Linked DNA regions of Homo sapiens: regions 1, 2, 3, 5, 6 and 7 are each linked to region 4. Evidence: chromatin loops called from intact Hi-C (ENCODE). Cell type or tissue: sigmoid colon. All regions are shown on one strand. Region 1 overlaps LINC01697 (long intergenic non-protein coding RNA 1697). Region 2 has its middle 5.0 kb from the start of ADAMTS1. Region 3 overlaps LTN1 (listerin E3 ubiquitin protein ligase 1). Region 4 has its middle 140 kb from the start of HEMK2. Region 5 has its middle 22 kb from the start of LINC00161. Region 6 has its middle 21 kb from the start of LINC00113. Region 7 has its middle 110 kb from the start of LINC01695.

Evidence for each region. A loop is a pair of places that touch in the nucleus more often than their neighbours do. Peaks named below come from ENCODE experiments on the same cell type or tissue, not always from the same donor. Only the 100,000 strongest peaks of a DNase experiment are listed, where the experiment ranks them.
Region 1: a loop joins it to region 4, with 6 times the contacts of the local background. A loop is called at or near these places in 30 of 110 quality-filtered maps.
Region 2: a loop joins it to region 4, with 10 times the contacts of the local background. A loop is called at or near these places in 89 of 110 quality-filtered maps.
Region 3: a loop joins it to region 4, with 8 times the contacts of the local background. A loop is called at or near these places in 45 of 110 quality-filtered maps.
Region 5: it touches region 4 in a loop (16-fold over the local background); 81 of 110 quality-filtered maps call a loop at or near these places.
Region 6: it touches region 4 in a loop (4-fold over the local background); 64 of 110 quality-filtered maps call a loop at or near these places.
Region 7: it touches region 4 in a loop (11-fold over the local background); 53 of 110 quality-filtered maps call a loop at or near these places.

The regions. Positions count from the first base shown.
Region 1 is chr21:28,050,176-28,054,175 of GRCh38, forward strand. All of the region lies in intron 1 of LINC01697 (long intergenic non-protein coding RNA 1697), which reads left to right. Among named protein-coding and RNA genes, the nearest start is that of LINC01697, 3.8 kb to the left of the region's middle. In sigmoid colon, a CTCF peak has its summit at 1,626; no DNase peak of the experiment used is centred here.
Region 2 is chr21:26,848,406-26,852,405 of GRCh38, forward strand. No RefSeq gene overlaps it. Among named protein-coding and RNA genes, the nearest start is that of ADAMTS1, 5.0 kb to the left of the region's middle. RefSeq lists an enhancer at 3,936-4,000. In sigmoid colon, CTCF peaks have their summits at 1,165, 1,937 and 2,141; no DNase peak of the experiment used is centred here.
Region 3 is chr21:28,938,258-28,942,257 of GRCh38, forward strand. It overlaps LTN1 (listerin E3 ubiquitin protein ligase 1), which reads right to left. Exons shown (of 30, transcript NM_015565.3): 25 at 2,963-3,149. Among named protein-coding and RNA genes, the nearest start is that of LTN1, 53 kb to the right of the region's middle. In sigmoid colon, a CTCF peak has its summit at 2,126 (motif pointing left); no DNase peak of the experiment used is centred here.
Region 4 is chr21:28,742,845-28,746,844 of GRCh38, forward strand. It overlaps a transcript of HEMK2 not described here and the pseudogene LOC124905067. Among named protein-coding and RNA genes, the nearest start is that of HEMK2, 140 kb to the right of the region's middle. RefSeq lists a silencer at 1-57 and an enhancer at 2,767-2,856. In sigmoid colon, CTCF peaks have their summits at 2,414 (motif pointing left) and 3,056 (motif pointing left); a DNase peak (open chromatin) is centred at 3,047; H3K4me3 peaks cover 935 bases; H3K27ac peaks cover 365 bases.
Region 5 is chr21:28,515,198-28,519,197 of GRCh38, forward strand. No RefSeq gene overlaps it. Among named protein-coding and RNA genes, the nearest start is that of LINC00161, 22 kb to the right of the region's middle. In sigmoid colon, a CTCF peak has its summit at 1,971 (motif pointing right); a DNase peak (open chromatin) is centred at 1,934.
Region 6 is chr21:27,699,294-27,703,293 of GRCh38, forward strand. No RefSeq gene overlaps it. Among named protein-coding and RNA genes, the nearest start is that of LINC00113, 21 kb to the right of the region's middle. In sigmoid colon, CTCF peaks have their summits at 1,931 (motif pointing left) and 2,131; a DNase peak (open chromatin) is centred at 1,908.
Region 7 is chr21:28,334,644-28,338,643 of GRCh38, forward strand. No RefSeq gene overlaps it. Among named protein-coding and RNA genes, the nearest start is that of LINC01695, 110 kb to the left of the region's middle. In sigmoid colon, CTCF peaks have their summits at 1,824 (motif pointing left), 2,850 (motif pointing left) and 3,062; a DNase peak (open chromatin) is centred at 1,878.

The DNA.
Region 1 (4,000 bases), 690 kb before region 4:
ATGTTCTGCACACATATCCCAGAACTTAAAGTAAAATTTAAAATAAGAAAATAATAATAATAAAGAATGTGTTATTTAAATGTAATCTTTAGCATTTCAGTTTTGTTTACTGGAGTAATAATCTCAATATTATTTTTAAATATAGAGAATTCAAAATTATTTAACATAAAGTATACTTCATTTTATTTGTAAAGTTTTACCCATCATTTTTAAAATGAATGATTTAGGCAGAGCATTACGGCGTTTGAGAAAAACTGGCCTTCATTGTAAGTTGACTGTAGGATTTATTGATACAAGCAAAAGATGCATAAAAAAGAAAACTTTTTCATAATTTTGTTTTTCAAAAACTTATATATGCATATGTGTATGTGTGTATGTATGTGTGTATATTTAAATATGTATCATGTACTTTAGAGAGATTTTTACATCTAGTATGGCTCTTAGGATAAAGGCCATGATTCCCATAGTATAAGTTTTCTCGATTAAAAAACTAGCTTTGTGTGGTGGTGGGTGAGATGTTATATTGTTTACTTCTTCAAACTCTGTTGGCCTGCCTTAAACTTATTTTGGTTTATTATTGTTTGTATTTTTAATTGTATGCTTAGAGGGATCCTTTATCTTTCCAATCAGCCTTGTCCACGTCTGAATCCCATCTCCTTTCACCTTGAGAATTTTTATTCTCAAGAGGTCAATTTTTTTTTCTGTCTTCTTACTCTCATTTCCCACTACAGGAGGCTTATCTAATTATAAACAATAAAGAAATGATTTTGAAATTATCTTTTTACTTATACACCCAAACAGGTATCTGTAGATTCTTTCTTATCTTTTGCTTACCCATTTCTGAAATGTTCCTATACCTAAAGCCAGATGCTTTTTTTTTTTTTTAATCTGCTGCAGTCTTTTTGGACAACTTAGTCCTCTTCCAGTCGCTTCACCTCTCACTCATAACTTGCTGACTCCAGAATCTATAACTCTTTAATTATCTTCTGAGGTCCTGAGATATATATATATATATATATATATATATATATATATATATATATATATATATATATAAAATATAAAATATATATATACACAATGTTTTATTGAAACTTCCCAATTATTGCATGTCAGGTATTCTCATTTCACAGACCAGCAAACAGATACTTACAGAAGTTAAGTATTACAGCAGGTTTACTCAATTAGCACATGTCCAAGCTAGTATTTAATCCAAAACTTTTGATTTTTTTTCTATTATACACGCTTTCTTTCCATTTTCTTGAATTCCAGTTTTGTCTACCAGGGTAAAGTAGGTGATTGTTAAAGAAGGGAGGCTTTAGAATTTCTATCTTTTTTATTTTTTATTTTTTTGGAACCCACTTGCATGAATTTTTCAGATTCCGGAAATAATGCTTTGCAATGAATGAGGTAGTACTTTTAATTCTATATATTTTTGCCATAATGTCTATGCACCCAGACTGTGAAATAAATTGCACTGACCTGTGTCTTTAATGCCTGTCACTTAAAATTTTTCCAAACCACCTTAAATGTTGAAGTTCATAAAATTGGTAATGCTCGACGTGGGGGGAAAAAAAACAACAGAAACCACTAAGATGTTCTACTTTATGGTCTCTGCATGACATCTAGTGGTTGGAACTGGAAAATTTGAGGAAATTATGATTTGTACCAGGGAAAATACAATCTGTGTTAGTCTGGAGTCCTCATTCCTAACATCAAAGGAAACATGATGTAGATATCCTTTACTTCCAAAGAGGTTGGCCACCGGAGGGTAGGCCTTTCTTAATCATTTCTGTTTCTCAGTCTGTGTATCAGGGAATAACAATTTCTCTCTGTGTTAAGCAATCCGTGCTCACTGGGGCTTGTGAAACATTGGTCTGTAATGAGTACCTACTTTTGATGGATATGAGTTGGATAATTATAAGATTCAAAAGTAAATAAACCCTTTGGTTTTCTTTCTTTATATGCAAGTATTAATGATACTAAATCTATGACCCTATTATTCAAAACTGTATTTAGGAAAACTTTTTGTATACTCCAGTTTTGATTCTTCTAAAGAGGTTATAAAATCAAGTAACTGCTTAGCTTTGAGTCTTAGGATAATATTGGGTGTAGGTCCTTGATAATCCAAGATTTAGGATCTGCCTACCAGAAATTTTAGTCAGCTTAGATAACTGACAATGGAAAATAGTACATGATATGTTCTAAATAAATGACAAGCCAATATCGTAGGGATGCCGCAAAGGATTTGGAGTCCAAGAGGTCAGAGAAGGGATCACGAAGGAGGATGGATTTGAACTGAGCTACAGTTGATAGATGGGCAGCTTAAGGTATTGTTAAGCAAACAGGCAACAGAGTGAGATTCCTGGGTGTTGGCTTTCCTTCAGTGTGACCTTGGACAAACTATCTAATTGCTCCACATTTTACTTTCTTCATTTGCATCACAGTACGTACATACATAGACACATAGCATCTATTTCTTGTGGTGAAGATCAGTATAATGTCTCGGTTGGCAAATTATCAGTTCTTTTTATTATAAATAAATTAAAAATGCAAATGTTTAGGTCAAGTGTTATTCTCTGAAAATGCACAAAGAGAAATGAGCCAAGAGAAAAATAACTAATAACAAATAAATATATTTCTGACACCAAGACAAGTCCAAGAGAATTTAAAAAGTAATTATAAATATTTTATGGTAATGTATTTCAAATATACATGCTGCAGATTCCACGATTTATGTCATGGGGATGGATCAGGAGTCCTTGAAACCTGGCACTTATTAATAAATGTTGTTTCTAATTTTCTATCACTGCAAGGTACTCTTATAGACACCATGTGAACAAATCAAATGTTACATCTCTGGGATTATAGGCTCATAAAAAATCAACACCTAGGGCATAACTTGAATCACAGTAACTTCATGCATTTCAAATGGGATAAAGTCAGCCAAGAAGTGTTTAGGTTTGCAGTCGATTGCTCAAGATTATGGTATCAACCAACTCTGGAATTAACTTCTGGGATGAAGAGTAAGAAGAAAGTAAAATCACTCCACATAGGCTCAAAGGAGACTTTTGTTGAAGTGGGTTTCCCCATGGTCTTTGAAGTGGGTGAGGCCTAGTGCTTGTTAAATCCAGGGGCCTTGTGATGAATGAAGTATAAGAGAGATTGCTGACAGATTTGAAATCCCACAGTAGTTGTTTTGTCCTTTGCTTTGAGAAGGTTGGTGATAATTAAACTGCTTTTCCAGCAGAGTCTTTGTTCCTAACCCAAGTATCGTATTTAAAGAAGAGCCAAGTAGTACAGGCATTTTTTGATGATGACACTAATCTGACTCTGACCTATCTTCTTCCATGTTTATTTCCCAAAACATACACATTGGTAGTTGAAGTTATTTCCTATGAAGTGACCAAGTGACTTGGGGCCTGTGTGTGTGTGTGTGTGTGTGTGTGTGTGTGTGTGTGCATATGTTTATGGATGTGCTTCAAGAAGGCTCAACCTTCACCTTCTCAGGATCATTTAGTTTCAATGTCATCTTTGCCTCTTTGTTATTTATCAGCAGGAGATAGCTGACCAAGCTCAGTGCTGAACTCAAGCAACGCTGGCATGTCTACCCTTGATGTTTAACAGACCTGAACTAAACAAAGCATATTCAGTTTGAGTCATTTTAAATATTTGGTCACTTTTTAACTCCATGTAAACCTTCTGGTTAAACCTTATTTCAAATAGTAAAAGAATCATAGCTTGAATATAGTGCCTGACTTATGACAGTTTCTCAATAAATAGTTTTGATTTATAATCCTAAAAGTAGGAGTACATTTGCTGCTGGAGGACAAATAGACTTAAAAATAATATGTAATATAACTTTACATCTGAAATAAATAATAACACTATCATAGAGTTTAACTCTTCGTTGCCTGCCTTTTTAGCTTCCTTATCCTTTTAATTTCTGCTTCTTTTTTTGTTTCTTATTTTTCTTGTAAATAGGTAGGATCAGATATAT
Region 2 (4,000 bases), 1.9 Mb before region 4:
GACCACAGGAGTAAATTTGTACAAGGCACTAGTAAAAGTGACATGTAATATGGGGTTCTTGTAGTGAGTTTCATAATCCAATTTTTGCTCCTTGATTTGAATGGGCACCCAAAATAACACATGCTATCCTAATCCCTACTCCCCATATTTTGGGTTTTATTTTTATAGAATACATATGGGCTTATATAAACATTAATCTCAACATGTTCTAATTTACATATGTAAGCTAATTTTTATTTCTAGAGATAACAGAACAAAACTCAAAACATTTGACATAAAATTATTGGAACAATTAACAGTTTGACCTATTAAACACATTATTGTCCTCTATGAACAGAGGGACTGTCTGAAAAAAAGAACAAGTTGTCTGCATTTTAAAGTGAGAGATAAGCATCAAGGTGTCAATTTCTATTTACACCTTATGTGTTCTTATTTGTTTCACAGATTCATATGTTATAGACACAATATTCTATTCACAATTTTCACGACGTCTATACCAAAGTAAGTATTCAACAAGTAGCCATGAAATGAGGAAATCTGGTAATATACATGAGCTATTAGAATTGTTTTAATGTAAACATTGTCTAGAGAAACAACTAATGTGCATATTTCATAACCGGGAAATGCTTTTTATTCACATTTTAGTACCATAAGATTGACTAATTAGAAATAGGGAAGCTGTTTGGTATTAGTCCTACTTTTGGGAACATATGGTCTAAAGTAATATTGGACAAATGGATATTTTAATTGATCACAAATGAGAAAGTAGTTAGAAAACTTCTAGTTTAAACAGGTTATATACCCAGAAGTATTGCAAATATTGGAGACAGAAAAATTATTGTAGCTTGCATTTAGACTCAAAATTGATATTCCCTCCACATCATGCCCTCACAGAACTCAGAGGAGTATGATCTGCCAGATCGACTCCCTTTGTGTAACTGATGCAGAAATGAGACTCAAAAGGGTTAAGTAGTTTTCCCAAGATGTCATAGCGAGAGTCAAACTGGGGGCTTAGAAATGACTCTGACTCATAACTTTTAATCAACTGTTTTGACATTTTAACCTATCTAATTGTGTAGGAGGTAATTATATTGTCAGACTTTGGAATGATGTTGTTTCCAGTAAAGTTTTGTTTTAATTATAAATAGGAATTTTCCAGCAATAAAAAATTTCCACCTTAAAAGATTCTCAGACTTTAGTACATCTTTCTCCAAACACAAGGTGGCGATGGTCTACAACAAATGATGTGCGACTTGGTGTTTTTTTTTTTTTTTTCTTTCCTTTCCTTTTTTATTCTTAATAGTTCAAGTTAAGAATTTGCAAAAGTTTCACATCTTCTCAATCATGTTTAATAAATTCTAATTAAATATTCTCCTACCTCCTAGTATTATGGAAAATATTTTAAAAATATTACAATGTTAAATGAATTTATTCTTGAGGGCATAATAAAATGCGTTTTTAAATCAACTACTTTTTAATTATGTGTTTGTATTACCATAAACAAAAATCCAATTAAACTTTAAAGAAAGAAAACTGCCTCTGACAAAATAATACTGTGGACCGCTTTTATTCATTACATTTGAGAACTTCTTGTCATTCAAATGAAAAGATTAAGTACATTTGCAATCCACTAAAACAGATTAAAAACTCATTCATTTATTCAATAGATATTAAGTACATACAGTATGTTTAGTATACATTAATACTTGACAATCAATACTGGTTAACTGGTTTCCCTGGTTTAGAAATTTTCCTTAGCAACAACGTAAGGCTTAAAATGAAAAAAGAAAAGTGAGAAAATGTTCTACCACCAGGTGGTGACAAAAGATAAAATTTAAAATCGCTCTTAATGAGCACATACTTCATGTAATTCTTGAATACTGCAAATATAAGTGACTTCCGAATGTCATGTGAATTTAAAATCATATTCTAGGAATATTTTATTAATTAAAGCAAATTAATATTAACATATTATCTCTAGTTTAATAAGTGCTGGAATTGGAAGTGGACAGTTTTAGTCAGCAGGCGGCACTTGAGACCATGGAATAAGATATTTTAAACTATTTCACTACTGCTTTTTTTCCCCACCCGGCTTATAATTATTGATTGGCTGATTGAGATAGGAGCTGGTCACCTCCCTACACTTCCACTAGCAGGGATTTAATCAGAGGCTGAAAATCAATTGTCCTTTGAAAGTGATTTTTGCTAAAGATCAAGAGCAATATTTGGTTATATCTCAGCCTCTATCCTACAATATTTATCATTTTATAATGCTCTTTTGTGTAAGATACAATAAATCTTATTAATAACCAAAAACTGAATTATGAATTATTGCAATTCATTGGCCATCTACTTGGGCAATTACAATGGTTAGTAGCTCAGAAGCACTGATATTTGAGCACTGTATCTTCAGATTCCGAGGCCTGGGTTAGGATGCTTGCTGCTGGAAACACTGGCTGGAAAGCTTTCTTGTTCCATGTGGCTCTCAGGTCACCCTGAGAACTGGACACACTCGTAATTGGTTGATGGTAGGCTTGTATATTCATGAAATGTTGATTGGAAAGGCCTAGACAATCTCTCTAAATACATAATTGGACAAGATTGTTGAAAGGATTAGAGTTGGACACTATTCTAAAGTGGCACAATGTCTAAGCATAGAGGCTGGGGGTCTTCCTGTTCCCTGCACTTAATACCCTGGGAGCTAGTGGTGGAGAGCCACGTAATCCACATTTGAATTCTGGCATTCTGACTGCTGCATCCTTACTTTGTGGCTTCAGGGAAGCCATGGATCATCCCTGAGCCTCAGCCTCCTCATATGTAAAATGGAGATGACAACAATCCTGACTTGAAGGATAATGCACCATTGTATTTGCTTCCTCCTCTGTCTCTTCCTTCCTAGTTACCCCCTCCTGTTTCCTAAACTTACTTGCCCTTGCCTCCCCACCTCTACAGGGACTGCATGCACACAAGCCCTTTTCTCAGGTTGTGCTTTCTGGGCTAAACTGAGTTGAAAACAAAGAGCATCAGGAGATCTTCTAGATGGGACTGCTCACTGATCAGAGGGCAGTAGAACCCGTTTGCTGGTGGTGAATGGAATGGGACCGCCCCCGGCATGCAGTGTCAGTGCAATGACAAAGAGTCTCTGTGTGGGATGAGGTGGTAGTATGGGGTGAGAAGCAGGTTTATGCAGCAGCAGCGGCACTTAGACAGTATGAGGAAAATAACAATTGAAAGGAACATGTCATTGGATGGGTTTTTGATAGTTGCTTCAGAGCAGGGGCTGGCAAGCTATGACCTTCAGGCTGACCATCTGTTCTTGTAAATAAAGTTTTACTGGAACAAAGTCACAATCATTTGCTTATGTATTTTTCATGGTTGCTTTCACAATACAAAGCAGAGTTGAATAATTGCAAAAGAGAGCAATGTCCACCAGTCCAAAATATTTGTTATCTGGCCCCTTCAAAAAAGTTTACCAGTGCCTGTTTTGAAGGTTATTTTGGAAATACAGAGATTATATACAGAGATTACATCGTTTTCTAACTTAATTTGAAGACATGCCATAAAAGTCACTTTTATCTCCTGCAATCAGAGAGCAGACGATGCTGAAAATCTAAAAATGTATAATCTTATAGTTGTTTTATATTAAAGTTAGGGTCCTAATAGAAAAACTATGGGATTCTGATACATAAAATGCAGACATTTGGATGGATGAGCCCCAGATTCTCCTAGACCCTGCAGAGGCAGATGTCACCCCCTTGCTAGAAGAGAACACCCTTTTTTGGCCTACAGACTGTAAAGTTCTCAGCAGAGGCAGGTGCCTCAGAAGGATACTTGTCCTGCTCATCTTCTGCCCCATTTCCCCCTCATTCCTAGCCTCTTAAAGTCTAAAATTTCTTCGGGAACTTTTGTTAAGAAACACTGACCATATGTATTAGTCAAGATTCTTCAGAGAGATAGAACATATGTATTTAATGAGATTATGAGGAATTGGCTCAGACGA
Region 3 (4,000 bases), 200 kb after region 4:
AAACATGTCCGTGATCTTAGGAGATATATGCTTAAATACTTTTGGTAAAGCATCAAAATATCTGCAACTTACTTTCAAGTAGATCAGCAGAAAAAAAGTAAATACAGAGAAAGTATGTGCAAATGTAGCAATATGTTAAAAGATGTATGTAACTTTTTTATCTAAAAGAGTATGTGATTTTCCATTGAATTATTCTTCCAACTTCATTGTTTAATTTTTCAAAACAAAAAGTTAGAGATTTTTAAAAAATTAATCACCAATATCAATGGACTTTTAAAAACACACATATACGACCCAGCAATCCCACTCCAAGGTATACAACACAAGTGAAAACATATTTCAACACAAAAGCTCGTACACGAATGTTCACAGCAGCTTTATTTTCAATAGCCAAAAAAAAGGAAACAACCTAAATGCCCATTAATGGATAAACAGATAGATAAACAAAATGTGATAGATCTACAAAATGGAGTATTATTCAGCCACAAAAATAAATGCAATACTTATGATACATGCTTCAATTTGATAATCTTGAAAATAATATACTAAAATAAAAGCCAGACACAAAAGACCAGATATGTGAAATGTCCAGAACAGGCAGATGCATAGAGACAGAACACAGTTTAATGGCTGTCAGGAGCTGCGGGGTTTGAGAGGAAATGGGAAGTGATTGCTATCAATTACAATGGGATGTTGAAAAGGTTCTAAAATTATATAGTGGTTAACAGTTGCACAACTCTGTGAATACAGTCAGCCCTCCACTTCCATGGGTTCCACATCTGAGAATTCAACCAATCGCAGATTGAAAACATTTGAGGGGCAAAAAAAGTGATTTAAAAAAACCAATACAACAATAAAAATACTAAAAACTTTAATACAGTATAGCAACTATTTCAATAGCATTTACACTGTATCAGTGATAACTAATCTAGAGATGATTTTAAGTAGTATACAGGAAGATGTGCATAGGTTAGATGCAGATACTATATGCCATTTTATATAAGGAACTTGAGTATTCGCTGGGGTGGGGGTCATGGGAGGGAGCCTGGAAACAATCCCCAGCAGATATCAAGGGATGACTATATACTAAAAACACCAAACTGTGTATGCTAAGTGGGTAAATTTTATGGTATGTGCAATATCTCAGTAAAGCTTTATAAAACAGACACAAAAACATACACATGTACATATACAACTTTTTCCAGTTCAATCTGATTTGCTAGTTTTTTTGAGAAAAAAGTTAACCCATGATTTAGGAACATTTAAAGTTTTCCGAAGAAAAATTCTGTTTATTTCAGGATTCATCTAATTAGTATTACTTAGTGGGTTATTCTGGTTTATCTGCCCACAGCTCAGTTCAAGTTTCAGACTCAATAATAATAAATGCTGCCGTATAATTTTGCACCCTAACCCAATCCCAGCTTAATGAAAAAGGTGACACATGGCCATTTTCCTAATTTCTGAATATAAAATGAGAACAAAACTCTTATACACAAATGCCTCAATCTGCTGCTATTTTTTAAAGATCAACAATATTTTAAGAAATTGATGTAAAAGCCAAATAAGGAGCTCTTGAAATATATCATCAGCAAATAAAACTAGCTTAAGTCACAAAAATAAGTGACAGGCCTAAAGAGAAAACTAATCTATTTAACAGCTAGATCAATGCTGCTTCTGTGATTTGACTTTTCCCCACAGATATACAAATGCAAAGATGCAAAAATTGATATCTTTGTACCAGGGTATAGGGTATGAGCAACAACATAAATTATAATTTAAAAATTCCAAAAAGTCACATTGGAAATGAATGCCATGAATACTTAATCACACTAAATGATAAACTAAATCTTTTTGTATTGACCTGTCAAAAGAAGGCACATATTTTATTAGGCTAATTCAATCAAAGATTGACAGAGATTTGGATCTTCCTTGTTCTTTTTGAGACAGGGTCTGGCTCTGTCGCCCAGGCTTGAGTGCAGTGGCATGATCTCAGCTCACTGCAACCTCCACTTCCCCGGCTCAAACTATCTTCAAGTGGGGATCCTTCTAACAGAAAAACTAGAGAGATCTTTCCAGTTTCTTCTTGGACAAGGTCTTACTTCCTAAACATGAGACAACAGAGACATCTAGTGGCTGCTAGAATAATTTGGACAAAATATTTCAGATATTTTCACCACTTAGGTAACAGTTTGAATTATTACATAGGTAATGTTTCACAGATCTCTCTCCAAACAGTGATTTTCAAGTAAGGTAAATTTCCAATGATGTATTAAGTTATATCTCCACAACAGAGTGACAAACTGACTCCCTCCGAAAAAAAAACAAAAAACACAAGATCCAATTCTTTTGAAATCATTACTATGATAGTACAAAATTAAATTATATAAATATTATTTCCTGAAATAAAAGAACCTGGTGACTACATTCAGTTAGAAAAAAGTTGATCTGGCCACCTATCAGAGTAATTACTTTTGCTTGGAAGGTAAGGTATAAGGGACAGGAGTAAACTTATTAAGCAGATGGAAGTTAGTTGGATAAAATGAGATTAGGCTGGGCGCAGTGGCTCATGCCTGTAATCCCAGCATTTTGGGAGGCCAAGGTGGGTGGATCGCTTGAGCTCAGGAGTTTGAGACCAGTCTGGGCAACACGGTGAAACCCCATCTCTACAAAAATATAAAAATTAGCCAGGCATGGTGGCTTGCACCTGTAGTCCCAGCTACTTAGTGAGAAGATCGGTTGAGCCTAGGAGGCAGAGGTTGCAGTGAGCCGAGATTGTGCCACTGCATTCCAGCACAGGCAACAGAGTGAGACCCTGTCTCAAATAAACAAAATAAAATAAATTTTAAAAGATGAGATTAAAACATAAGGATTTTCCTTTTATTAAACTGAAAGGAAGGTATTTAGAACAGTATCAGAAGCATATTAGGACAGAACTATCGAAAGTTGTCACATATTTATTTACCTGTGATGATGCAGCTTTGAAGAAAGTTAGTATTAATTTCCAAGTGAGAAGGTATCCCAGAACATAACAGAAGTCTTCACTCAGTGGTTTAATAGTAACTATCTGTCCAACAGGAATACACCCCAAAACATTTTCTAGTAAGTCCTCTTGAATGCTAAGAAGAGACATCAGTGCTGCTGGTGGTGACCTAAGAATCAATGATTAAACACCACAAGTTTTCTTTATAATTCATTCCTTAACAAATTGACAGTACTTGTAAACTTCAAGCATTTTAGAAAAATTTCTCTGTTTTCCAAAAAACGTTTTAAAAATTCCCCTCTATTGAGCCAATTTTAACTCCTAATCTCACATAACAGTAAAATAAAAAAGACATATTATAGCACTTGAAGGAAAGACATTTTTAGAAAACGTCTCTTTCAATTTTCTAAGTGAAAAAAAATCACACACCCAGAGAAGCCAAATGATGAGTCCAACGTCTTTCAGTTAGTAGGGGAAACTGTTAGGGATTCTAAATCCTACCCGGCCTTTTATCATCTTATAAAAGACAAAGTGAAGATTAAGACTTCGAACTTTGTCACTTCATTCTAGTTTCTATTTTATTGCATATTATCTACTTAGTACTATTAAGAAATATCACAATGATACTATTAATCGGATAAACACAGAAAATAATTATGTGCCTGTTTAAAAAATCATGATTGTAATCTTTTTAGGAAAATAAATGTACCATTCAGATTAATTCACAACAATGTAAGTTAATTTTCTTCTTTATTGAACTACTCTACTCATTTATACTTTCAGGTGAACTTATGAGATTCTCAAAAAGTAAAATACTTAACTCTCTTCTCCATGATACTCTAGCCTGGTTCTCTCCTTTCACTTCTGTGATCGTTCTTCCCTTGTGGCTTCCTTCTCCCAGCCCACAAGTACAGGCCTTCTCCAAACTTCTGCTCTTAGGTCTTTTCCTTCAACACCTCCATCTCATGTACCCAGCCTTCTATATTCCATACTGATAGTCACTAGATCTTATAAAATACC
Region 4 (4,000 bases):
TTTTCTAGCACAACAGTATAAGAAGGCTTTAGGCTAAAATTTTCTCTGTGGTCACGGTCTTCTGTCTTCTTCTCCTATGAACCATTTTTAAGTTTATTCCGTTTCCTGACAACTTCTTAGTTCCCATTGTGATAGTAAATATTAAAATTAATGAATGCGCTGTACCTGGTAGGAGTGCAATGAAACTGTTCAAAAATGTTGGGATTTAGTATCTGCTCACGTTCACACAAACACAGTCACTATTGTCAAATGCGCTGCAGTGGTGGAGTGTAGCAACAGGAGGGATGAGACCCAAAGGTCTGAAAAGCCAGTATTTTAAGAAGTCTTGGAAAATGTGGAGGTTGAAAAATCTAACAGGAGTGCTTGCTTCAGCAGCAATTTAGAGTAGATTAGCATGGCCTCTGCGCCAGGATGACATGCACATTCCTAAAAGTGTTCCGTGTTTTAAAAAAAAGAGAGAGACAGAATCTAAGGGGATGTGTACATTTGCTAGAGCTACTATAACAAAGTACCAGAGGCAGGGTCACTTCAACAACAGAAATTTATTTCTCACAGTTCTGGAGGCTAGACGTCCAAGATTAAGGTGTTGACTGGGTTGAATTCAGCCCATAACAGGAAATAAGGAGTTAAATAAAGCACTTGCTTCTATTGTTTGTACCTAAACTTAACAGAACACAGTAAGTAACAAGTCATTGGGATGCAGAAAAGAAAAAAGAGAGTGAAGGAAGGAGAGAAGGTGAAGGGAGAATGGAAGAGAGGAAGGGAGGGAGGAAAGAAAAGTTTGATGAATGATTGCAGTCTAAACTGGTTCAAACAAGAGATCTTGTTTAATTAAGGAATTCATCCCATCTCTGCCTATTAGGAGGAGGAAAAAGTCTAAAATAGAAGATGGTGAAAGTTGGATGACCCCAGGCATTAAGGCCATTCATCTTTAACTGTTATGCTTGGATCATGCAAATGTGTCTGGTAGCTACAAGGGTTGCTGTGGGTACTGAATGTTTTATTGTTCTGAGACTATCAAAGAAAATAGCCATGGGACATATAGACCACAGAATACTATACAGCCATGAAAAAGAACAAGATTGCATCCTTTACAGAAACGTGGATGGAACTGGAGGCTGTTATCCTCAGCAAACTAACACAGAAAACCAAATGCCACATGTTCTCACTAATAAGTGGGAGCTAAATAATGAGAATTCATGGACAGAAAGAGGGAAATAGCAGATACTGAGGCCTACTTGAGGGTGGGGGCTGGGAAGAGGGAGAGGTTCAGAAGAGAAAAAACTATCTGATACTATGCTTAGTACCTGGGTAATTAAATACTCTGTACACCAAACCCCTGAGTCATGAGTTTACCTATATAACAAACCTGCACATGTACTCCTGAACCTAAAATAAACATTAAAATATTTTACAAAAATAAAATAAATTAACAATTAAAAAAAGAAAAAAATGAGACAATAAATAGATCCTGGGAAAAACTGTCCCCAGAAGTGTTCTTTTAAATTTGCACTACAGATGTAATCCAAGTTGAGTAAAATAGAAAAGCATGGATTTGCTGTTCCTGAAAGTCATTCATGGTTAATTGCCGAACACTTTCATCTGCAGTGTCTGTGGAAGGGTAGAACCTTAAGTAGTTTTTCATTCTCTGACTACTCAACTAGAAAGGCATAAGAGGCAACTCACTCTATGATATCTCACTGTTTGGCCTCTCCTGTTTCATAGTAGCAAAGGATTTTTGCACTTATCCACTAATTTATGATTTCTTCTTAATAAAGGAAACAAGAGCCTCTATTTATTATGATTCCTGCCATGTGTGAGGCTTGAGCTGGGTATTTTACATACATTATTTCATTTGATAATCACCTTTTCAAACTCTTCAACCACATAAATGCATTACAGAGAGCTATTTTAGATAAACATGGTTATAAATATGTAAACTATATAAAACCATATGTTAGAACCATTCTGTTTCATGCTTTTAGAAAATCTTACTATAGACCATAAATTAAAAACAGTAAATTATAAACCAAACACTTTTATGGGGTTTTTTTGGTCTTGCAGTTCTAGCTGAAGGAATACTGCACTTTAACTCACATGCTGATTAATTTTATTCACAAATTTTGAATTATAAAATGTGTAGAGTCACAGACAATTCAATTTTTTCAACACCCATTTTCCCAAGACAATAACCGAAGTATACATACAGTAGCCACTATTGGCAAAAAATGTATTCCTCATTTATGGAAAAAGTGCAAATAAAGAAAAATTGCTGTTTATAAGCATAATTCCAATGACTGCTGCGAGTGGGAAGCACAGTGATTTTGTGTTAGATCTCTAAGAGCTTACAAGATGGAAGCTTGTGGTGTAAGCATTTAGTGGTGCAATACTGTCATCTCGTGGTCAGTATGCAGTATTTCAGATTTAGTTGGAGAAAATGTCTGAAAATCGTTAACGATATTTCCAGTCTCCTTTCACATACTTACTCCCCAGAGAGTCTGATTTGTACACATAGACATGATAGAATCGGCTTGTTATTTAAACAAGCAGATGGATGTTGTATGAGATTGTTCCAGGAGTTTACTGCCTTAGACCCGGACGAGAGGGGCCCTGCCCTGGCCCCGTCAGTTAGAGGGCTCAGCTTTGACCTCTCCTGCCTGTACCCCTCTCCACAGATCAAGAAGTCCTCGGAACCAAGAAAACGCCCATCCAAAACCAAGCCCTTTTCTTCCCTTTACCTGCCCTCTATCTCACCTCACCAGCAGTTCCACTTTCCTGCATCTGGATGAATGCTCTAATGCTCTCACGTTGCCTGAGGTTTCATGAATAATAGCTGGCTGCCACTTCCCAGATATCATTTGCATTTGAGCAGCTTCCCGACATATAACACACCCCTTCCCAACAATAATAATGATGAAAGGAATTTTGAAGATGCAAAAACAGCCCCATGGAATAACTTTTCTCACCCCCTTCAAATCCTATCCCAGCATGTATACAAGAACATGTGAGCACTTTCCAAACCTTAGCTCTCCGCTGCCACCTTCAGGACGATTTCAGTAACCGCAGATACTGCAGCTGCTTAGCTAAGAAACATTAACACTCCCAGACAGAGAAACCTGGCTGAATCCTGAAATAGAGCCAGGTGAGAAAAAAGTGGTCGGCATTTAGTTTATGGTATTTAGCAAAATCTTGTAACATATTTTATTGGATACTCTATCAAATAACAGAATAACAATAGCTAACACCATATATAATGTAGACATGTGTAAGTAATAAAAACTGATAAAACGTTTTGTTTTATATGTATAACAAAACTATATGAATATAAATAAAAATATGTATACATCCTACAGTAACAACAGCTGATATTTATTTGGAGCTTTTTCTGTGGCAGGCAGTATTCTGTATACTTCATCACTGTAAATATGTTTACATGTTTTGAAATGTCTCAATAACAACATGAGGTACATACTACTCTTAGTATGTTCCTTGCCCGTGGGGGACTCCTGTCTTTGCAGTGAGTCAGAAGATAATGACATAAAGCATAGACATAGCATTGCCCTGCATTCATTCAACAAATATCACCGAGCACTGAGAATGCAGAGATCAGTAGGACAAGCAAGTTCTTTGCTCACGACCATGTGTGCAGGTAGGGAGATGAGCAACGGAAAATAAATATTTTTAAGGGAATATATGAGTGATAAATGTAGCTTATAAAATGTATAACTATACTGGAAATCAAAATAGGGTGACGTGATAGAAAGTGACTGAGAGGCTATCATACATTGAGTGGTCCAAGAAGAGTTGCTATTAAAGTAGGGCCAATCTAAAAAAAAAAAAAAACTATATGATGATCTATGGAGAACATTCCAGAAAGATATGAAGAGCTAGTGCAAAAACTTTGAGAAGGGAAGCATTTCAACATACTTGAAGAACACAAATAAGGCCATTGGCAGGGGTGAGAAGGGAAGGGAGAGGGTGGAAGAGGGAGGGCTGAGAG
Region 5 (4,000 bases), 230 kb before region 4:
AAATAGATGTTTTGTATAATTTCAGTTTAGCCAAACTGATAGGATCCATGATGCTAAGATCTTTATATACAGCTATGAGTAAATAAAATGTGCATAAAGAATTGATTATCAAAGTAATTTATTATAATTATTAAGAATAGAAACATGTATCACTTAATTAATTAGATTACATATAGTCTAGTTAACTCAGACCTTATCCTTTTCTTTTCTTCAATATCAATGTTCTTGTTGTTGTTTTGCCATGATTACCCAGATAATTTCCTCAAAGCTCTGTATCTTTGCCTTTCTGGAAACACGCTGGGCATGCTCTGAACACAATGCTAAGTCTCAGAAAATGTTCTAAAAACTTTGCCAGCCCATTTGCCTAGGAAGTCTGGAACTGCCTGTTAGGCCAAATCCTTCAGTATCAAATTTAAAGCATCCCCAATATTAAATCAAAGGGACATCAAATTTTATTTAATAAATATGATAAGGTGTTTTGTCGCTCAGAGTTGGAACTATAAAGATAAACATCATCAATGAGATACTGTGGTCCAACAGACCTATTTTCAATCTCTCTGACTCCCATTCCAAAATATGTAAGTACACTTATCTACTTGCCTCAGATGAATCCAGATGAATCCAAGTAATTCATCCAAGATGAATCCAAGTAATTCATCCAAGATGAATCTTTTTAAAGAAATTTCACAAATAAGGTAAATATTAGTTCTAAAACCCCATTAAATAGAATATTAAATTGACTGATACATTTGAGTGTGGAGCAAATGACAATTTTAAAAAGTTGATTAAATGTAAAGGAATACATACAATCAAATAAAGAAATTAATTTCAAGTATCATTTCTTAAATTAGCATATAATTATACATAGCTGAAAAGTCCATTTAAAATAAATATGGCAACATAGTTAAGTTGTGGCTTGCCTAAAGCTGAGAATCATTAGTGTTCAGACATCTGACAAGAAATGGAAACTCTGGTGAAATCCAAAGTTCTTGAAGTATTCAAAAAAAAGTCACTCTGTTATAAAAACAGCACTGTTTCATTCCTCAACCTCTTTTTTTTTCTTTTTAGCCACTAGAACCCACTAAAATAATTGTTAAGGTTATAAATCATTTCAACAGAAAGCAAAAGCTCAGAAAAATCAAACATTTAGCTGGCTGGAAATCACACACTAAACGAGAAGTTAAAACTAAACTTTTGAATTTATAAGATGATAACAGTTATTTGTGTTTTATTCAAGTCTGAAAATATTTAATTTGTTGCAACTAAATAGAGTTCAGATGAAGACAGATAAGTAAAAATTCGCTTCTTTCCTGGTAGTGCAAAATGATAATGAAAACACAAAATGTTTGAAATCAGCTGAAACATAACACCAGGAAAGAACACGCGTACACAATTCTTTACTTGCCTTGTTTCATCTTCTCTCTCTCTCCTTCATGAATCTCCATCCTTTTAAGATGGAGAAGACAAGAAAGAGTGAGTTGGAGGGGAGGGTAAGAGGAGGTAGTCAGAACTGCTACTAAAGAAAAGCTTGGGCAGGAGAGAAAACATTGAAGCAAGATTCTTCAATCTCAGCCTGCTCCTTTATGAAACATATATATATATATATATATAATCTGAGTCAATAATGGTATGTATCCAATTTGGAAGCATAATTTCTATTATGCCTAAGAGCATGGCCAATTTCCTGGGTGTTACACTTGGGTAGTTGCACAGGGCAACTACAGAAAGGGCCAGGCTCTTGGTCTAATGCTTTGCTGTAGTCATCTTGACATTTTAAGAATCTCACCTTTGAGCCTGTGTTTCATACATTTAGTCCACAGGGACAATGAAACATGTACGTGAGCAGGGGACATACCCTGGAAAGCAGCCAGGGCACGCAGGGACTCAGGCCCTGTTACTGCTAGCAGTCAGCAGCAGGGAGCATTTGGCCTGGTCAACCACTGCACACACCTGGGGCAGTCTTGGGCACCTTGCAGCCTCAAGGGGGCAGCCTAGCTAAGACTCTGGCCCAGATTGTCACTGACAATGGCGGCAGTATCAAAAGCAGTAGTAGTGAGAGTAACAGCTGCAGCCCTACAGGAAAAGAGAATCTCCCAAGGGGAAAGGACCCTCAGAATGAGAGACCAGCTGGCCTGGCTATCCTGCAACCAATTTCTGCAGTATCTGTGCAAATACCCACTCCCTGGCCTACGAGCAGGGACAGGAACTTCCAGTGCTCAGGCAGTATATTTTATCAGTAAGCGATTACACTTTAAAAGCAGGCACATGGACACTGCAATAAAATAAATTAGGGAGCTATTAGGATTTTTCAGAGTTTCGGATCTCTGGTTTAAAATCTGCTAGAATATTGCAAAGTAAATATCCATAGGCTTAGAAGAAGAAACTAAAAATTGTTGCAATTGATGGAAAAGAGCATTCTTTTCATGTGATACTTCAGATAAATTATTAGTGAGAATGAAAATTTTAAATCTAATTTAACTTGTAACTGAAGATAAAGTGATAGAATGTATAAACAAATATATCCAATTCTAAACAAATCATGAACCACTTTCAGTTTCTTGTATGACCTCCCTAAAATACAGAAATGTCAGAGGAAACATTAAATGCCACTATATAAATGTGCATTTAATTCATATTTCTACAAAACTGATTTGTATGAAAAGTTAAATCTTTTTGAAAAAACCGTTCCCCGAGATTCTTTAGCTCTAGATGTACTAAAATTTATATTTTGAAATAATTTATCAGAAAATAAATTCATTAAAAGTATAAATTGTGTTGTACCAATAAATAAATTCCCAGATAAGCAAGCCAGAAAAATTATGCAATGAATCATTATATCCCACCAATAAAGTTTTATAACATATTCTGTTGTCACCAAAAATATTACTGTTTGCATTTATAAGTTTATGTTTACTCATTTATTACTATTGCCCTTATTGCATGTTATAAATAAAATATTTTTACATGAAAAGGCTTTATATTAAGGTTTTGGTCCAGTTTTGCTAAAATATAAATTCCAAAACCCTATGCTGAATTAAGTGTGAATCCACTGTTATGCCAACCATTCGAATCAGAATCACCTGGAATTCTTATTAAATATACAAATCCCTTGGCCTCACCCCAAACCTATTCTGTCAAACCCCCTTGGGAAGGCAGGGCTGCAGGGAAACATGAGCATTTGCCTTTATAATGAGCTCCCAAAGTTCCTTTAACCACACTTCCTTTATTTGCTTTTTGAAGAAAGGGCACTGCGTGTTAATTTTGCATTTTCCCCCACAAATTATGTAGCAGGCTCCACCTGAGAGGAAGTAAACTTTGAGATCATTTTATGACTGAGAAGACTGAAATCCATGAGGGTTGAATGGCTCAGCCGTGATTTCAAAGCTAGCTATGGAGAACAAATTTCTAGACTTTGAATTTGAGAGGATAGAGCCTGGAGCTGATCAAGAACCCACTTAGAAACCTCCAAATTATTAGAAGATATGGATCTGCTCCTTAGAGCTAACTTTCCTGGGTAATCAAGACCACAGGGAAACAGAGACGCAGCTGAGGGTGCACAGTAAGCAGCCAGAGCATAGAAAACAAAGAAGGGGATGCTCTGCCAGCCTGCCATCCAATAGGGAAATGAGTCATTGGACTTAGCCAGATCTACTGATCCTTTTCTTTTCAGTGAACACTTGCAAAAACAAATCTCAAGCAAGAATGGATCAAATAAACGTTTTCTTTAAACACTTTCATGGTAAGGGTGTGGTGAAATTGTAATCCTTGTGGATCGTTGGTGAGAATGTAACATGCTGCAGCCACCATAGAAAACAGTTCAGAGTCTCCACATAGAATTACCACATGATCCAGCAATTCCATGACTAGACATAGACCCCAAAGAATTAAAACAGAGGCTCAAACAGACCAATGTTTGTAGCAGTATTATTCACAATAGCCAGTTAGAAACCCAAGTATCTATCAACAGACGAATGAATAAACAACACGCGGTATACACATA
Region 6 (4,000 bases), 1.0 Mb before region 4:
TTCAAATATTTACAGTAACTTTGCAAAGATAGATATGTCTAATCCTGCTTTATAGAAAAGGAATATGGGGTTTAAGATGTTTTGAACAATTTGCCCAATGTCACACTGATTGTAAGCACTGGTTAATTCTACAATCATTTGTACAATGCAAATCAGCACAAACATCACCTTGAAAGCAGGGTTGCAGTTTATAAGACCTGAATAGTCCTCAATAGCTTTAATTGTTTGTGTTTAGGAGTTATTCTAAGAATTATGGTTTTAATTGGCCCACGCAAGTGAAAAATGTGGAAAAGCATTCTACTAAGGTATTGCTAAGTGCTATTAAATAAGGATGACTTAAATAATGGGAATAAGATAAATGTATTATATTCTTAGTCATAGTGAGGAACCATATTTCAAATGACTTCTTTTGGTAAGTGATTATTTAATGCGGTTTTACATAATGACATAAGAAAGAGAGTTATAGGATTAATAGCAAAAATAAGTGTGAAAATGATTTCTAAATTGTAATTCATCTTTCTTCAAAAGGCTATAAATTAAATTAGTGTGGAATCCTTATCTAATATTAATCTTTACTTTGAAGATTGGATAACAGCTGCTTGGGTAACAGGTGCACCAAAATCTCAGAAATCACCACTAAATAACTTATCCATGTAACCAAAATAATATTAATCTTTACTTTGAAGGTAAACTGCATTGTTCTCCTTAATGTATAAAAAGGGTTCTAAATATGAAAAATGTTAACTCTAGGCCAGGCACGGTGGCTTACACCTGTAATCCCAGCACTTTGGGAGGCCGAGGCGGGTGGATCAAGAGGTCAAGAGTTGGAGAGTTTCCTGGCCAACATGGGGAAACCCCGTCTCTACTAAAAATACAAAAATAAGCTGGGCGTGGTGGCATGTGCCTGCAGTCCCAGCTACTTGGGAGGTTGAGGCAGGAGAATCACTTGAACCCAGGAGGCAGAGGTTGCAGTGAGCCGAGATCATGCCATCGAACTCCAGCCTGGCGACAGAGCGAGACTCCGTCTAAAAAGAAAAATGTTAACTCTGTATGCATTATGTTTCATAAGTCTTGGAAAAGTTGTTTCATTTTCACTTAAAAGGAGCTACTCAAAACATTAGAAATAACTTTTTAAATAGCTTAAAATAAGGTATTGAATATGTAAATAATGCACATTGATACAATATCATGCAAAGCTGCTACAGGTTATAATGTAGAATTGTATTAAATGACAGGAAACTTGTCAACAATAAGCTATTAAGTGAAAAGTAGAAGCAGGTTACACAATGCCTGATTCTAAGTTTGAGAAAGACAAACTGATAAATAGAGGCATCTTGATCTAAAATACATCTTAACAAAATGCACCAACATCTTAGAATAGTTCCCTTCGAATATTGGAATGAAGCCTGCTTAGTATTTTTTTCCTTTTTGTAGCTCAGTAATTTCTGTTTTCAACAATAAAGTAGATATTACTTTTGTAATGATAAAATAATTTTTAAAAGATCTGAGATCCCAAATTTTGCCATATGCTAGTCAGTAGTTTCTGTTTATTCTTCTACTGTTACAACAATACTTTGCTTTGTACAGTTAATATTAGAGGGCAAAAACTATCTGTAAAAAAATTTTCTTCACCTGTATCAATGTTTAATGAGTAAAATTAAACAAAATTGGAATTGATAAAATGTATTTTTTTATTTTACAAAAATATAGAACGTAGTTTTTAAATGAATGATATATCTTGAGTTCATGGTTATAATACAAAATGACTTATTTTTATCGACCATCCGGTTTGTAAAAAATGAATTGCACCACAGTTTTATAGCGAGAGCAATACGCTTCTTTCTCTTGAAGAAAAATGAGCGGTGACACACTTTTGTGATCCAAGCCTGCCCCCTGGTGACCAACTGGTCACCACGAGGCTGCAGACTATGAGGCAGGCAGCGCCCTCTTTAAAGCTGTTCAGAAGTAACCTCGAAAAGAAAACGTGGCATTACTGGAGGTACATTTCCCTGTAATGCCCCAGGCATCTCCATCAGTGTCTCAACATCATCAAGTGCGGGAAAGATAGCATTAAAAAGTTATAAAATAAAAAAGTCATTTTCGTACTGTCTTGACGTGCACACCGTGATGTTGAGACAGACACTGATGGAGAAGCATAAGAATGATGTAATGGTCTTTGCAGACTCAGGGAACAAGAGTGGGAGGGGGGTGAGGGATAAAAGACTGCACATTGGGTACAGTGTACACTGCTTGGGTAACAGGTGCACCAAAATCTCAGAAATCACCACTAAATAACTTATCCATGTAACCAAAAACCACCTTACCCCACAAAACCATGGAAATAAAAATTAAAATTAAAAAGTAATATCTCGAGGTATAACAGGAATGTACAAACTGAAACGACAGGGTTAATTCTCAACACATTCTTCTGCTCTTTCCTAAAGGGAAAAAAATAACACAGATGTGGCAAATTTGAAGGAGGATCTCTAATAGGAAATAATCTGATGAAATTTATTCACCAGGTGCTGAGAAAATTGTATTTAAGCATCCATGTTAAAGTCTAACGGATCATGAACACTAAGTGAAATATATAAAGTATCAGTCTATTTCTAATATGAATCTACACTTTTTTGTCTCTAATTCTGAGAGAAAGAATAATTAGAAGGGGAATTCAAAGAGGAAACACGAAGAGAGCTTCAAGAGTAAGAGCTGCTTTGCCAGAAAGCAGTGACACAGTCATCAGTCCTTTTCTTTGGGGAAAGTACAGTCACCAATGCTACCTGTTATTTTGTTAAAACAAGACTGCACTTTTCTCCCTCTATAAAAGGCAGTACTGATCCTGGCATCATAATGAAGCCATAAGGCCATTTGGTAAAATGTGATGCTTCCAGGGTCTCCATTTAGGTGGTTCAAAATTGGACTCAAAAACACCACCACCACCCTAAGGGGACGAAAGAAACAATAACTGGTCCACATTGACATCACTTCTGTCTTTTACAGTGGCTTTAAATGTATGTATGAATGTCAACATTCTTGATATAATTTTATCTTTTTCTTAGACATGGAAACCAGAGTCTTAAATTGCGTTACAAAGTTCTTCAACCACTATTACTATTACTTTAAAAAAAATATGCCATAGGAAACTTGAGGTCAGGTGAGACAGTTAATCATTAAGATTTGATTTGGGACTCTTAAAAGTCTTTAATGAAAGGCCTGGGTGTTCATAATATATCAAAAATTTGGAGAAGCAAGATCTGAAGTTAGAACATCAGAAAACCAGAATTAGAATCATGAGAAAACCTCCATGAAATTTTTCCTTCATTGTCTTGAGAATTTTAGCACTTGTCGTTGTGGAAATGCCACACTTTGGCAGGTCAAGGTGGGCGAATCACTTGAGCCCAGGAGTTTGAGACTAGCCTGGGGAACATGGTGAAATCTTGTCTCTACAAAAAGTAGAAAAAAAGTTAGCTAGGTGCAGTAGTGCACGTCTGTGTTCCCAACTACTCGGGAGGCTGAGGTCGGAGGATCACTTGAGCCTGGGAGGTCAAGGCTGCAGTGAGCCGAGATCGAACCACTGCACTCCAGCCTGGGCCACCAGAGTGAGACCTGTCTTAAAAAAAAAATTAAAATGCCATATAACTACTGCTTATACCCAGGACCTTTATTAGTGAGATCAACAAAATATCTTATTTGTTACTACAGTTCACACACAGGATCTTTATAAACTACACATTATGCTAAAAAAAGAGACTAAACCAACAGTTTATGTAAAATCAAGCGGTATGTAGGATATAAATGGATTTTGACATTGACAGCATTGAAAATAAGAAGCAATTCAATGAATGTTAGGATTAAAAGGAATACACATTTTTCAGCCCTCATTCTTTAATTTACATATAAAGAAATAGGCCCTCAAAATGTGGCCAATTTCCAGTCATGTAGACAGACACAGAGAAAAATGAAATGAATATTCAGATGTAAACCCTCCTTCATCTGCACC
Region 7 (4,000 bases), 410 kb before region 4:
TCATAGCACCACTGCACTCCAGCCTGAGCAACAGAGCAAGACCTTGTCTCAAAAGAGAGAAAAAAAATCATCTGTCACTTTTCTATATATGACAGTCCATATACAGTTATCATATATTGACCACTCTAAATCTAGCCTTCAGATAATCTGACTTTGTTTTTAAATATAAATTGTGCATTGGCAAATCTAAATCTACCTTTCAAAGTACATATAGTTTTATTTTTTTAAGACACTATCTGATTATTAACAAATTTGAACAAATTTGTCATGTGGCTGAGGATGAGGGGCTGGGAGAGGGGAGTGGAACTGCCCCTACACCAGATCATTTGATAGTATTTGTGAACAAAGATCAATGTCAAGTAAAAGGACCTTTTTCTCCACCTGGTCTATAAAGGACCCACCAAGGCACCTGAAATTCCCTTGCTCCTGTGGGACACTAGGAGCTGCTGTCCTCTTTCCTACTTCAAAGCCCCCTCCACCTGTTTCCTCTGGGATAGGGGTAGAATTGCCATAATGTTAAGCAGCAAAGGAATTGTCCAAAATAATCCCCTCTTCATGTAAGGTGGCCAAAACAGGCCCAAAACTCATTGACCAGGCTGCAAGGGGGAGGTAGAAACACATGCTCTGTTATCCCTGCTCTGTGTAAATTAGGTAACCTGATGATGAAGTTAAGAGATTGGGAGCTGCCTGCATCACTACCTCTGCCCATTGGAGAGGTTGGAGCTCAAGGGAGCAGCTGCTGACTGAGAAAGAACAAATGCCCCACTGGATTCCCCAGTAATCAGTAATTGGTATGTGAGTATTGATCCCCTCCACTGAAGCTGATTCCTGGTACGTCCAGGGGCTCTCATTCACCCAATGGATGGTCCAGTCCTGAAGGACACTACCTCCTTTCACTCCCAAATTAAGGAAGGATTAGCATTTTTCAGATATCAGAAATTTAACTCTCCTGATAGTCTCTAAGTCTATTGTTCTACTTCCAGACATTATACCTCTAATTGCCTTTTTATAAACACTCACTATTAATTAAAATGGGGGCTGTCTATAGTTGTTCAATCATTGGCCAATTTTTTGGAGTTCTGTTAATCCTAAAGCTTCCAACAATCTCTGCTACAATATAAAAATGTTTAAATATTTTGAAGGTGGCAGTGTCTAATAAATATCTAATAATTGATTTAGTACTTTCAGATAAATTCAATAAAATAATTCTTGCATTATGTCTACTAGAATAATTTTATTATAGTTATAATAATTCTTAAATACTAGCCTTTCGAAGGCATGTGATCTTCACATCATATTTTGTTGCTGTCTCTTCCATAACGGTATGATGTTTTAACATATTTGTGTGATAAATAAAATTTAATTTTTTAGATGAGAAAATCTGGTGTCAACATATATTTCACTGAAACAATGGCTGAAATTTCACCTGAAACAATATATTAAAATGATATCTGTTGAGTGTATCCTTTCTAAATTCAAATATTAAAACCACTATTGCAACTTGTTAAAATGTAAAAGTAACTCAGATTATAGAAAGAATTCACTAAATGATGCTCTAGTAACTTACTAAAGACATTTTTAATGAAGTCAATCAATATTTTCACTTATCTTTATGAGAGTTCCAAAAAGCTAGCATAATGAGCTTTTCACAATATATATTTTGTTTCATTATGCATAATATCACCTTAATGTTTGTGGGAATTTAGTGTTTCAACCATTCCTCTTACTATGTGTTGCTGTTTAGAAATGTTTCTAAATTTTAAGTTAGTTAAAGATCAGTGATTTAAAAGGAGCAATTCTGCCACCTTGTGTTCTGTAAAACCAGGATAGCTGCTTGCTTCCGGGAAATCGCCAGTACTTTCTTATCAAACTTGAAAGCTGTAACTCTGAATCAGAATTCTAGAATGATAATCAGCTGTGCCCGTCCCCCTGTTTATTTTCTTCCAAGTTTGCATGTACTGATCATGGAAGCTGGTTACTTAAGCTGTACCTGTGCCAGAGTTAGGACTCATTCCTCAGGATTTCTACTAAGGTTTGTAAAGCCAAACAACAAAACTTTAATTGCAACCATATGTCACTCTGTTTAAATTTTATTTATATATATATATATATATATATATATATATTTCAAATTTAGGATATATGTGTACATCAGAATTACTGAAATGCTAGTTGATACTCAGCTATACAGGTTATATTATACTGTTTCAAAACAATAATAAGAACAACACAAAATAAGCTTACAATGTTTAAAAACATACAACTTTTAAGAGGTAAGAAAAGTTGCTTGTGGTTTTTTGAAGTCAGATAATTAATAGAAGAAAACTTTCAAACTTTTGGTAAAATACAACTTTTAATCAGAAGATTAGAAATTAAACAGAAAAGGACCTACCGCTAATAAGGAAATAATCATTAACCTATTGATGTGTCTCTTTCTTATAACGGAAAGTGCTAGGAATACACAATACATTGTTTAAAGTTTTGCAATTTATCATTCTTCCCTAGAAAGGCAGAAGATGAAATGCCATCAAAAGCCTCAACTTCTGAGTCTGTCCTTCTCTTGTAACTTGGATTACTGAACTCTTTGTATCATCTGTTCCCTTTGTGGATTTATTTTCAAGAGAAAAATATACGTTAGTCTTCACAGGACTAAACTTTTTAAGTCTACGAAAAGGCTTCATCAGAAATTTATATACTTAGTGGTTGGAGTGAAGAGAGAGACCATCATTTTAATCAGATTCTCAAAGGCATCTATGTCCCCACCTTCCCAAAAGGATAAAAATTACCATAAAAAGTCTCTGATTTGAATTACACAACTCTATTCCCTATGAGTAAATCATAAAATTTAGGTGGCATGTTACTGCCATCTTGTGTCTAGTGAGTATCTCTTTCAGTTTCCATTAAGTGTGCTAGTTGGAGTGATCAATAAAGAAACATTCTAAATTCAACCTGTAGGATTCTGCAGGGACTTACATGAACAAAACATGGAAAAACAATGAACTTCAAGCTATAGGTCCCTTAAAGCATTATTAGAATTATTGTCTAAAAGAGTTTTAATAAATTATAGGGCTGCTCATGATTAAAGATTTCTCCTTAATAGTTTTAGTCTTAAACAACTCATACTTAGAGCAGGAATTAGAATTGGCAGGAATCTCATAAGAAAGGACACCTAGATAATAATTTTTCTGCAACCGAAGGCAAGGAAATATCACTAATTCATTGAGATGTTGCAATTAGTTTTTAAATCTTGGATTCTTAAGGTGAATTTCTCCAAGTTTCTGAGTATTCCACCCAACATGTGCCAAACTTCAAAACTTTCTAAAGTTTAGGCATTTCAACTTGAAAAAAAAATTTTAAAGCACAAACATAAAAGGAAAATGCTGTGATGTATTACACAAAATCAGAATAATTTTTCAGCATTGTGATTTTTAGTTATCTGGCCAAACTGTCTGTGTTGATTTCACATACAATTTAAGAACTAAAATTGCTTTTTGAACACTTATGTATAAAAAGTGATTGTAATTCTAAAATAATCCAGAAATTTAAGAAATGGAGGATTAGTTACAGACATCAGAAAGAAAACACAAAAGTTCCAATGCTAACCAGCCAGTCCAGCATGAACTTTTGAATATTATCAACTTCCCAACTGCATGGGAAGATGATTGGAGAGAGCTGGCAACTGCTTTTGAGTAATAAGTATATTTTGGAGCTCAATGGAAAGAAGAACTATTAATTTTCTTTCTCACTAGTGTGACTACAAAATTCTTAGTTGTAGAGGCATTCGCAGATATTATGAGGGTATTTCTAGCTAACAAATAATTTCTAGTTTAGAGGGAATTCAAAGTAACCCTTTGGTTAAAAGAGGATTTGGAAGCTGGTCTTGAAGCTGATTTTGAATAGCAGGGACACTGATCTGGTGACTTTGTGGGGAGAGCATCACTTAATACTGCTTTTGATAGATTGAAAACTGCTCTTTGAGAGAGGAAGAATTTGATCTCAT